Linked DNA regions of Homo sapiens: region 2 is linked to region 1. A link is an interaction called in ENCODE POLR2A ChIA-PET data of the cell type or tissue named here. Cell type or tissue: GM12878. All regions are shown on one strand. Links, peaks and the distances in the headings refer to the core of each region. The heading gives the core; the rest is flanking DNA.

Region 1 (4,387 bases), core at 209-4,208:
TTGCCCAGGCTGGTCTTGAACTCCTGGGCTCAAGCAATCTGCCTGTCTTGGCCTCCCAAAGTGCTGGGATTACAGGCATGAACCACCACACTTGGACCATCTCTGTTCTTTTAACTCTATCTGTGTCTTTGAATCTGAATTTTGTCTCTTGTAAATAGCATGTAGTTTTATTTTTAAAATCCATTCTGAAAATCTCTGCCTATTGATTGAAGTGTTTAGTCCATTTACATTTAATTACAGATAACATAGGATATATATCTGCCATTTTGCTATTTTTAATACATTTTAAGTCTTATTTAATACTCCATTACTGCCTTCTTTTCTGTTAAGTAAATATTTTCTAGTATACTATAGTTATTGCATTGTCATTCTTTTACTATATATTTTTAGTTATTTTCTTAGTGGTTGCCATTAACATCTTAAAACAATACAATTTGGAACCATGCCAATTTAATTTCAATAGTGTACAAAACTTGCTCCTACAAAGGACCATTCCCTCAACCTTCTTTGTACTATTATTGCCAAGCAAATGCATGTTTATAGAATATATGACCCTCAATATATATTTCATGTTTTATATTAGTGCTTTATGCAGTTGTCTGAAGTAAGACAGGAGAGAAAAAGAGTCACAAACAAAACATACATCTATACTGTCTTTTATATTTGCCTTTATTTAGTTACCTTTTCCAATGCTCTCCACTTCATGTGGATTTGAGTTAGTGTCACCTGTTCTTTCATTTCAGCCTGAAAAATGGATGTGCTAGAGTTAAATTCTCTTTAGTTGCTCTTTTTATTTAACATTTTATCTTTTCTTGTTGTGGTAAAATACACATAACAGAAAATTTACCATTTTAACCTTTAAACATTTGTTGTTTTTATCTATTTCTTCTTTCTTTCTTTCTTTCTTTTTTTTTTTGAGCAGAGTCTCTGTCATTCAGGCTGGAGTACAGTGACATGATCTTGGTTCACTGCAACCTCTGCCTCCCAGGTTCAACCAATTCTTGTGCCTTAGCCTCCTAAGTAGCTGGGACTACAGGTGCATGCCACCATACTTGGCTAATTTTTTGTATTTTTAGTAGAGATGGGGTTTCACCATGTTGGCTAGGCTGGTACTGAACTGGCCTCAAGTGATTTCCCTGCCTTGGCCTCTCAAAGTGCTGGGATTACAGGTGTGAGTCACGGTGACTGGCCTTTTTTTTTTTTTTTTTTTGAGACCGAGTTTCGTTCTTATTGCCCAGGCTGGAGTGCAATGGTTTGATCTTGGCATACCACAACTTCCGCCTCCCGGGTTCAAGTGATTCTCCTGCCTCAGCCTCCTGAGTAGCTGGGATTACAGGCATGCACCACCATGCCCACCTAATTTTGTATTTTTAGTAGAGACCGGGTTACTCTATGTTGGTCAGGCTGGTCTCGAACTCCCGATCTCAGGTGATCCACCCGCCTCTGCCTCCCAAAGTGCTGGGATTACAGGCGTGAGCCACCACGCCCGGCTAATTTTGTATTTTTAGTAGAGATGGGGTTTCACCATGTTGGTCAGGCTGGTCTTGAGCTCCTTCAAGTGATCCACCTGCCTCCACCTCCTAAAGTGCTGGGATTACAGGCATAGGTCATCACGCTGAGCGGTCTTGTGTCTTCGTGTGTGTGTATTTTTTTTTTAGTAGAGACAGGGTTTCACCATGTTGGCCAGGCTGATCTTGAACTCCTGACTTCATGATCTGCTGGCTTCGGCCTCCCAAAGTGCTGGGATTACAGGTATGAGCCACCAGGCCCAGCCAGGTCTTGTGTCTTCTAAGTGCATATTTGTATGCTTCATTTCAACCAGTTTTAAATGTACAGTTCTGGGGCACTGAGTACGTTCACATTGTTGTGCTACCATCACTGCCTTCCATCTCTAGAAATTTTTCATCTTCTCTAATTAAAAACCCCATGCCCATTAAAGATTAGCTTCCTAGTTCTCTCTCCTCTGAGCCCTGGCAACCCCATTCTACTTTCTATCTCTATGAATTTAACTACTTTAGGTACCCCATAAAGTGGACAGTATTTGTCTTTTTGTGACTGGCTTACTTCCCTTAGCATAATGTTCTCAAGGTTCATCCATGTTGTAGCATGTCTCAGAATTTCATTCATTTTTACAGCTGAATAATATTCCAGTATATTAATATATCACATTTTGTTGGTCCATTTGTCTGTTGATAGACACTCTGGTTGTTTCCACCTTTCGGCTATCGTAAATAATGCTGCTATGACTATTGGTGTGCAAATTTCTGTTTAGTTCTCCTTATCATGGTTCACTGCAGCCCCAACCTCTTCGGTTCAAATATCTTCCCACCTCAGCCTACGAAGATGCTGGGACTACAGATGCATGCCACCACGCCTAGCTAATTTTTAACTTGTTTGTAGAGATAGGGTCTCATCTATGTTAACTAGACTAGTCTTGAACTCCTGGGCTTAAACAAACCTCCTGCCTTGGCCTTCCAAAGTGCTGGGATTATAGGTGTCAGCAACCACATCTAACCCTTAATTTTTTTTTTTTTTAATAAAGTAAGACGGGGCTTCACCCATGTTGCCCAGGCTGGTCTCCAACTCCTGAGCTCCAGCAATCTGCCCACCTAAATCTCCCAAAGTGCTGGGTTTATAGGCCTGAGCCATCATGCCTGGCTCCGGCCCTTAATTTTTAAAGAATTGCTTTGCTGGATGTAGAAACTTTGGTTGCCAGTTTTTGCCCCACTGCCTTTTGAGCCTCTATAATTTCTTTTCTTTTCCTTTTTTTTTTTTTTTGAGACAGAGTCTCACTCTGTCACCCAGGCTGGAGTGCAGTGGCACAATCTTGGCTCACTGCAACCTCTGCCTCCCAGGTTCAAGCAATTCTCCTACCTCAGCCTCCCAAGTAGCTGGGATTACAGGCGTGCATCACCATGCCCGGCTAATCTTTGTATTTTTAGTAGAGACAGGGTTTCACCATGTTGGCCAGGCTGGTCTCAAACTCCTGACCTCAGGTGATCTGCCCATCTCAGCCTCCCAAAGTGCTGGGATTACAGGTGTGAGCCACCATGTTTGGCCTGTTTTCTTGTTTTGTTTCGTTTTGTTTTGTTTTTGAGACAGAGTCTCGCTCTGTCATCCAAGCTGGAGTGCAGTGGTGTAATCTCAGTTCACTGGAGCCTTGACCTCCCGGGCTCAAGCAATCCCCCCACCTCAGCCTCCTGAGTAGCTGGGACTAAAGGTGCATGCTAATTTTTAAAAATTATTTTTTGTAGAGACAAGGTCTCACTATGTTGCCCAGGCTGGTCTTGAACTCCTGGACTCAGGCAATCCTCCTGCCTTGCCCTGCCAAAGTGCTGGGATTACAGGCATGAGGCACTGTACCTGGCTGCCTCTATGATTTCTGATAAATTAGCTGTTAATTTTATTGAAGATCTCTTGTATGTGATGAGTTGCTTCTGTCTTGCTGCTTTCCAGATTTTCTTTTCTTTTTTCTTTCTTTCTTTCTTTCTTTTTTTTTTTTTTTTTTTTTTTTTTGAGACGGAGTTTCACTCTTGTTGCCCTGGCTGGAGTGCAATGACATGATCTCAGCTCACCACAACCTCCGCCTCCCGAGTTCAAGCGACTCTCCTGCCTCAGCCTCCCGAGTAGCCGGGATTACAGGTATGTGTCACCAAGCCCGGGTAATTTTGTATTTTTAGTAGAGACGGGGTTTCTCCATGTTGATCAGGCTGGTCTCGAACTCCCGACCTCAGGTGATCCGCCCGCCTTGGCCTCCCAAAGTGCTGGGATTACAGGCATGAGCCACCATGCCTGGCCCAGATTTTCTTTTTGTCTTTGACTTCCAGCAGTTTGATTATTATATGTCTACATTTTGTATCCTTTTGAATTTACCTTACTGTTAGTTTTTGAGCTTCCTGGATATGTAGATTGGTTTCTCTTAGCAAATTTTGGAAATTTTTGGCCATTATGGATTCAAATTTATTTATCTATTTTTCTCTCTCTCCTCCCCTTGTTGTTATGCATCATTGGTATGTTTAAAGGTTTCCCACAGGTCTCTGAGATTCTGTTCCTTATTTTCACCTTTTTTCTTTTTGTTCTGGAAAGAGAGACTGGATAATCTCAATTGACCTATCTTCAAATTCAGTGATTAAAAAAATTTTTTTTTGACTGGGTGCACATGCCACCATGCCCAGCTAATTTTTAAATTTTTTGTAGAGATAGGGTCTCACTATGTTGCCCAGACTAGTCTGGGCATACATAAATTGCAGGCATGCAGTCCCAGCACTTTGGGAGGCCAGGGCAGGTGGATCACTTGAGGCCAGGGGTTCAAGACCAGCCTGGCCAACATGGCAAAACCTTGTCTCTACTAAAAATACAAAAAAAATTAGCCAGCTATGGCACTCCA
Region 2 (4,387 bases), core at 102-4,101, 210 kb before region 1:
ATACCTAGCATCATTTGGAAGTAAGTAAACCAGTGCTGATGGTTTATGTTCTAATAAAATAAAATTGTCCCTAAGAATCACACACTAGAAGGGAAAGCACATTTTAAAAGTTCTTCCCGTCATAATTAATTTAACATTTGTTCAACAATTAATAAGAACCTACTAAGCGCCAGGCTCTTCTAGAAGATCAGAATGCAGCAAAGAGCAAAGTCCACACTCTCATGAAGCTTACTTTTGGTGAAAGACATGGGCAATCAACAATAAATACAGTCATGCACCACATAATGATGTTTAGGTCAACGATGGACCACATATTCAATGGTAGTCCCATAAGATTATAACAGCATATTTTTACTGTACCTTTTCTATATTTAGATATGTTTAGATACAAAAATACCATTATGTTACAACCACTAACACCTACGGTATCCAGTACAGTAACTGCTGTCCAGGTTGGTCACCTAGGAGCAATCAGCTATGCCACATAGCCTAGGTGTGTAGTAACCTATAGACTTCGACTTAGGTCTGTCTAAGTACATACACTATGATGTTCACACGACAATGAAGTTGCCTAATGGTGCATTTCTCAAAATGAATCTCAGTTTTTAAATGATAAATGACTGTATATAAAAGACCTATGCAAGTTTATAAATGACTCTGCACTTGCTTAGCCTAGTTTGTTGTTGTTTTTTTTTTTTGGTTAGTGCCACTAAAAAGAGAGAGAGAGAGAAAACTAAATAACACAAGTCCCTAAGAGATGCTGTCATGGTCCCTCCAAACACATTTCTGAGGCTTGTTTGTGGGGCCTGTAAGTGGGGAAAGTGGAATATTTACTCTGCAGCCTCCCCCAGACAGACTTTATGATTCAAGTGAGTGCTTCATGATCTCCCTCATCATGTATATGACAGAATTTACACAGCTCCTGAGGCTGCTAGAGGTGAGGTGACAGGCACTGGAGCTCTGGACACCCAGGAGCAAAGGGAGCAATATCTCTGCTACCCATACCCATCCTCAGGTCCTGTCTTGGGAGGCACAGCCCTAAGCTGACCACACGGTGCAGAGACGGCCAGAGACCCTTGCTGGAGAGCACAGTTTCTCACCAGGGCCTTGAGGCTGGGATGCAGCTCCTGAGGGTAAGCCATGTGCCCTGATACTGTGCTCACCCTGCCCTCTGGGAGAAGCCGGTGGCTCCTGCACAGCCCTGGTTCCAGGGGGCGTAATACAGTCAGGTGAAACGGCTTACTGGAATCCAACCAACTGGACTTCTAAATGAAAACTCCTGTTTTCCAGAGGAGATAGGCCAGTGGGTATCAAACATTTATTTCAAGAAGGCAATTTTCAGGTAGGATGAAACCACTTAGTCTCTACTTAAAAACACTCTTAAGTTTCACTTAAATTGTATTTTGAAAAGCTTGTAAGTGGAAGCTCTTTTAAACAAAATAGCCCACTGAAGGCAGACTGTGAAAACTAGTAGTAGCTGGCAACCTGAACTACTATGACACGTACTTCTGTATTTAGCCATCATATAATACAACATTTAAACCAGTAGCTTGCATCTAAGATTCTGGGAAGAAGCAGCTTTCTCTCTGAGAGAGTGGATATGATTAGCCTCCTGACATGATACCCCCCTGGGTAGAAATGAAGTATGTGGCTTTCTTCCTAATTCGCTTTATGGACTTAAAAGGGCAGAGAAGCAGGGAGCAGGAAACCAAAGAGAAGATGCTTTTCTCTTCCAATGCGGTGCTTCCTCAAGAAATCAGCCAAGAACTATTCAGAGGCTAAAGGAGAAACAAGCCCGGGGATCTCTACGGACGTGGGTGGTTGTGGCACCTAAAGAAGAAATCTCTGTCATTAAACCAGAGGAGGAAAGAACGACGGTGCAGAAAACCACACTGATTAATACTCAAGTGAGAAAGGAACTAAGGTACTAAATCATACCCTAAAGCATCTTTCCTCAAAAGTTTATTGTAGTTCCTGCTTTCCTTAAATCCGGTTGGCTGTATATGTGTGTGGGGGGCAGGGGTGGAGGGGAGTATCATTTCTAAAAAAGGGGACATGTAGAAGGACGCTGCAAACCACACTGAAGACAAGAGCCAAATTCATAACCTGGAGGCACAAAACTGGGCCATTTGCACCATCTTCTAGCAGCGCTGATTAATTATAGACTCAGTTTTTAAATAGCACACGGACCTCACAAAAGCTAAGGTGAAACCCTCAACATATGAAGAGCCAGCAAAGGGAATTCCCCGAAGTGAATGCCTAATTCATTCAATCACTTCTGCTTCCTATAGTTACAGCCTTGTTCCATGAAGGACTGCCCAATATTTTAATACTGAATAAAGAAAGCCAAAAATTGAAACTGCTGACACATTTTTATGATTATTCCACAAACATACTAATTTTAGAAATGCCTGAATGTACAATTAACTGATATTTAACTTAACTGACGAACTTGCCATTAATTAATATTAATGGCAAGTTTATCTGGTCTCTAAAAACTATAGACGTAAGTCTGTAGACTTGGATCCAGCTGTCCTTTACCCTTTATAGCGTTAGTTACACGTCCGTCTGCCCCCGATAAAAAAGAAAAAGTTAATCTGAGATTTAGAACCCTTATAGTTCTAGTTAGTAGGTTTAAGTATTTTAGTTAGGAGAGAATGTTGAATTTCATCAAATGCCAGATCAGACTTTGTAATAAACCACCTGCCTGGATGTTGCTTTTTGTTTTCCCCTCGATTTTTTCCATCAGCGCTGCTCTTTCTTTTCCCTACTGATGTACATACACATGCTCCAGGCTCTCCAGCTTAAAAATAAAGACAACTAGGTTCCTGTGTCCCCAGCCCTTGACAGTCAAGCTTTTGTTTTGTTTTGTTTTGCTTTGTTTTAAAAAAAGAAAAAAAAAAAAAGACAGAGTCTTGCTCTGTCGCCCAGGCTGGAGTGCAGTGGGGTGATCTCAGCTCACTGCAACCTCTGCTTCCCAGGTTCAAGTGATTCTCCTATCTCAGCCTCTTGAGTAGCTGGGACTACAGGCACATGCCACCACATCCATATTTTTGTATTTTTAGTAGAAATGGGGTTTCACCATGTTGGCCAGGCTGGTCTTGAACTCCTGACCTCAAGTGGTCCACCTACCTCAGACTCCCAAAGTGCTGGGATTACAGGCGTGAGACGCTACGCCCAACCAAACAGAATAAAACAGTCAAAAGCTTTTTGAATCTACTTTTAATCGCACTTAATATACAGTTGTCCAAAGAATACTTCTTATGACTTTCTCTCTGGGGCACTGAATCTCTGGGGGATGATCTTAGACAAGTCTCTTAGTGTCTCGTCCCAGAAGAGAGATGGTCACAGTAACCTACCCCATAGGGTCTCCGTGAGGACTAAGTGAGTAAATGTGTGTAATTCCGGTAACAGTGCCTGACACATAGCAAGGGCTCTAGAAGTGGCAGCTATGATGATTATTGTGACTGTTACTGTTGAAATACTGACCTCTTCTGGTTTTCCTAACACCATTATCTCCCAATTTTCTTCTGACTTCTGGGCCCTTTGCAAATTTCCTTGGCGAGCTCCTCATTCTTTATTAGTCCCTTAGATGTTAACACTCCAAGCACTCCACCCTCAGCCCTGTTTCCCTATACACTTCCCCCTGGTTGCCCTCACCCACATCCATGGTTTCAGCTACCACCGCATGTCCACGACTCCCAGCTGCTCCCTCTAATGCAGACCCCCTGCTGAGCTCTGGAGTCTGTGCAAAGTGCACGTAGACATCCAAACGCACAGTGAAAGCTACATAAAGCTGCGCTCACTATCTCTCCAAGCTCAGTTATGCATTCAATAAATACCAGTATTTTCTGAGCACCACTCTGCACCAGGCATGCTCCTGCTACGGAACGAACAGGACCTGCCTCTTTTCCATGCATCCTCACTGTCAGGCCTCCATTGACTCTGGCCTCTTTTCTTTTTAGTTACAGCAAAAAGTATAAATAAGAAAATAAAAAGTATCTGTAATTCTAATTCCAGAGGTCATCTAGAAATGTATTTGTTTTGCTTTGCATATTTTTTACATAATTGAGAACATATTACATATATAATTTTGAAAGCCACTTGCTTATCACAAGCATTACAAATTCCCAGATAATTTTTTTTAAGAAACAGGGTCTGGTTCTATTGCCCAGGTTGGAGTGCAGTGGTGCAATCATAGTTCACTGAAGCCTTGACCTCCTGGGATCAAGCCATCCTTAATGGAGGACTCAGCCTCCTGAGTAACTGGAATTACAGTCACAAGCTACCAGGCCCAGCTAATTTCATTTATTTATTTTTGTAGAGATGGGGTCTTACTATGTTGCCCAGGCTGGCCTCGAACTCCTGGGCTCATGTGATCCTCCTG

What was found. ChIA-PET counts read pairs that join two places held together with the same protein. Peaks named below come from ENCODE experiments on the same cell type or tissue, not always from the same donor. Only the 100,000 strongest peaks of a DNase experiment are listed, where the experiment ranks them.
Region 2: POLR2A ChIA-PET joins it to region 1 with 7 read pairs; 3 of 35 experiments call an interaction of 5 or more read pairs at or near these places.

What each region holds. Positions count from the first base shown.
Region 1 is chr10:74,788,971-74,793,357 of GRCh38, reverse strand. No RefSeq gene overlaps it. Among named protein-coding and RNA genes, the nearest start is that of KAT6B, 35 kb to the left of the region's middle. In GM12878, for the core only: no CTCF peak of the experiment used is centred there; no DNase peak of the experiment used is centred there.
Region 2 is chr10:74,998,689-75,003,075 of GRCh38, reverse strand. All of the region lies in intron 13 of KAT6B (lysine acetyltransferase 6B), which reads right to left. Among named protein-coding and RNA genes, the nearest start is that of SNORD172, 21 kb to the left of the region's middle. In GM12878, for the core only: a CTCF peak has its summit at 3,482 (motif pointing left); DNase peaks (open chromatin) are centred at 1,878 and 2,160; H3K4me3 peaks cover 1,294 bases; H3K27ac peaks cover 1,964 bases.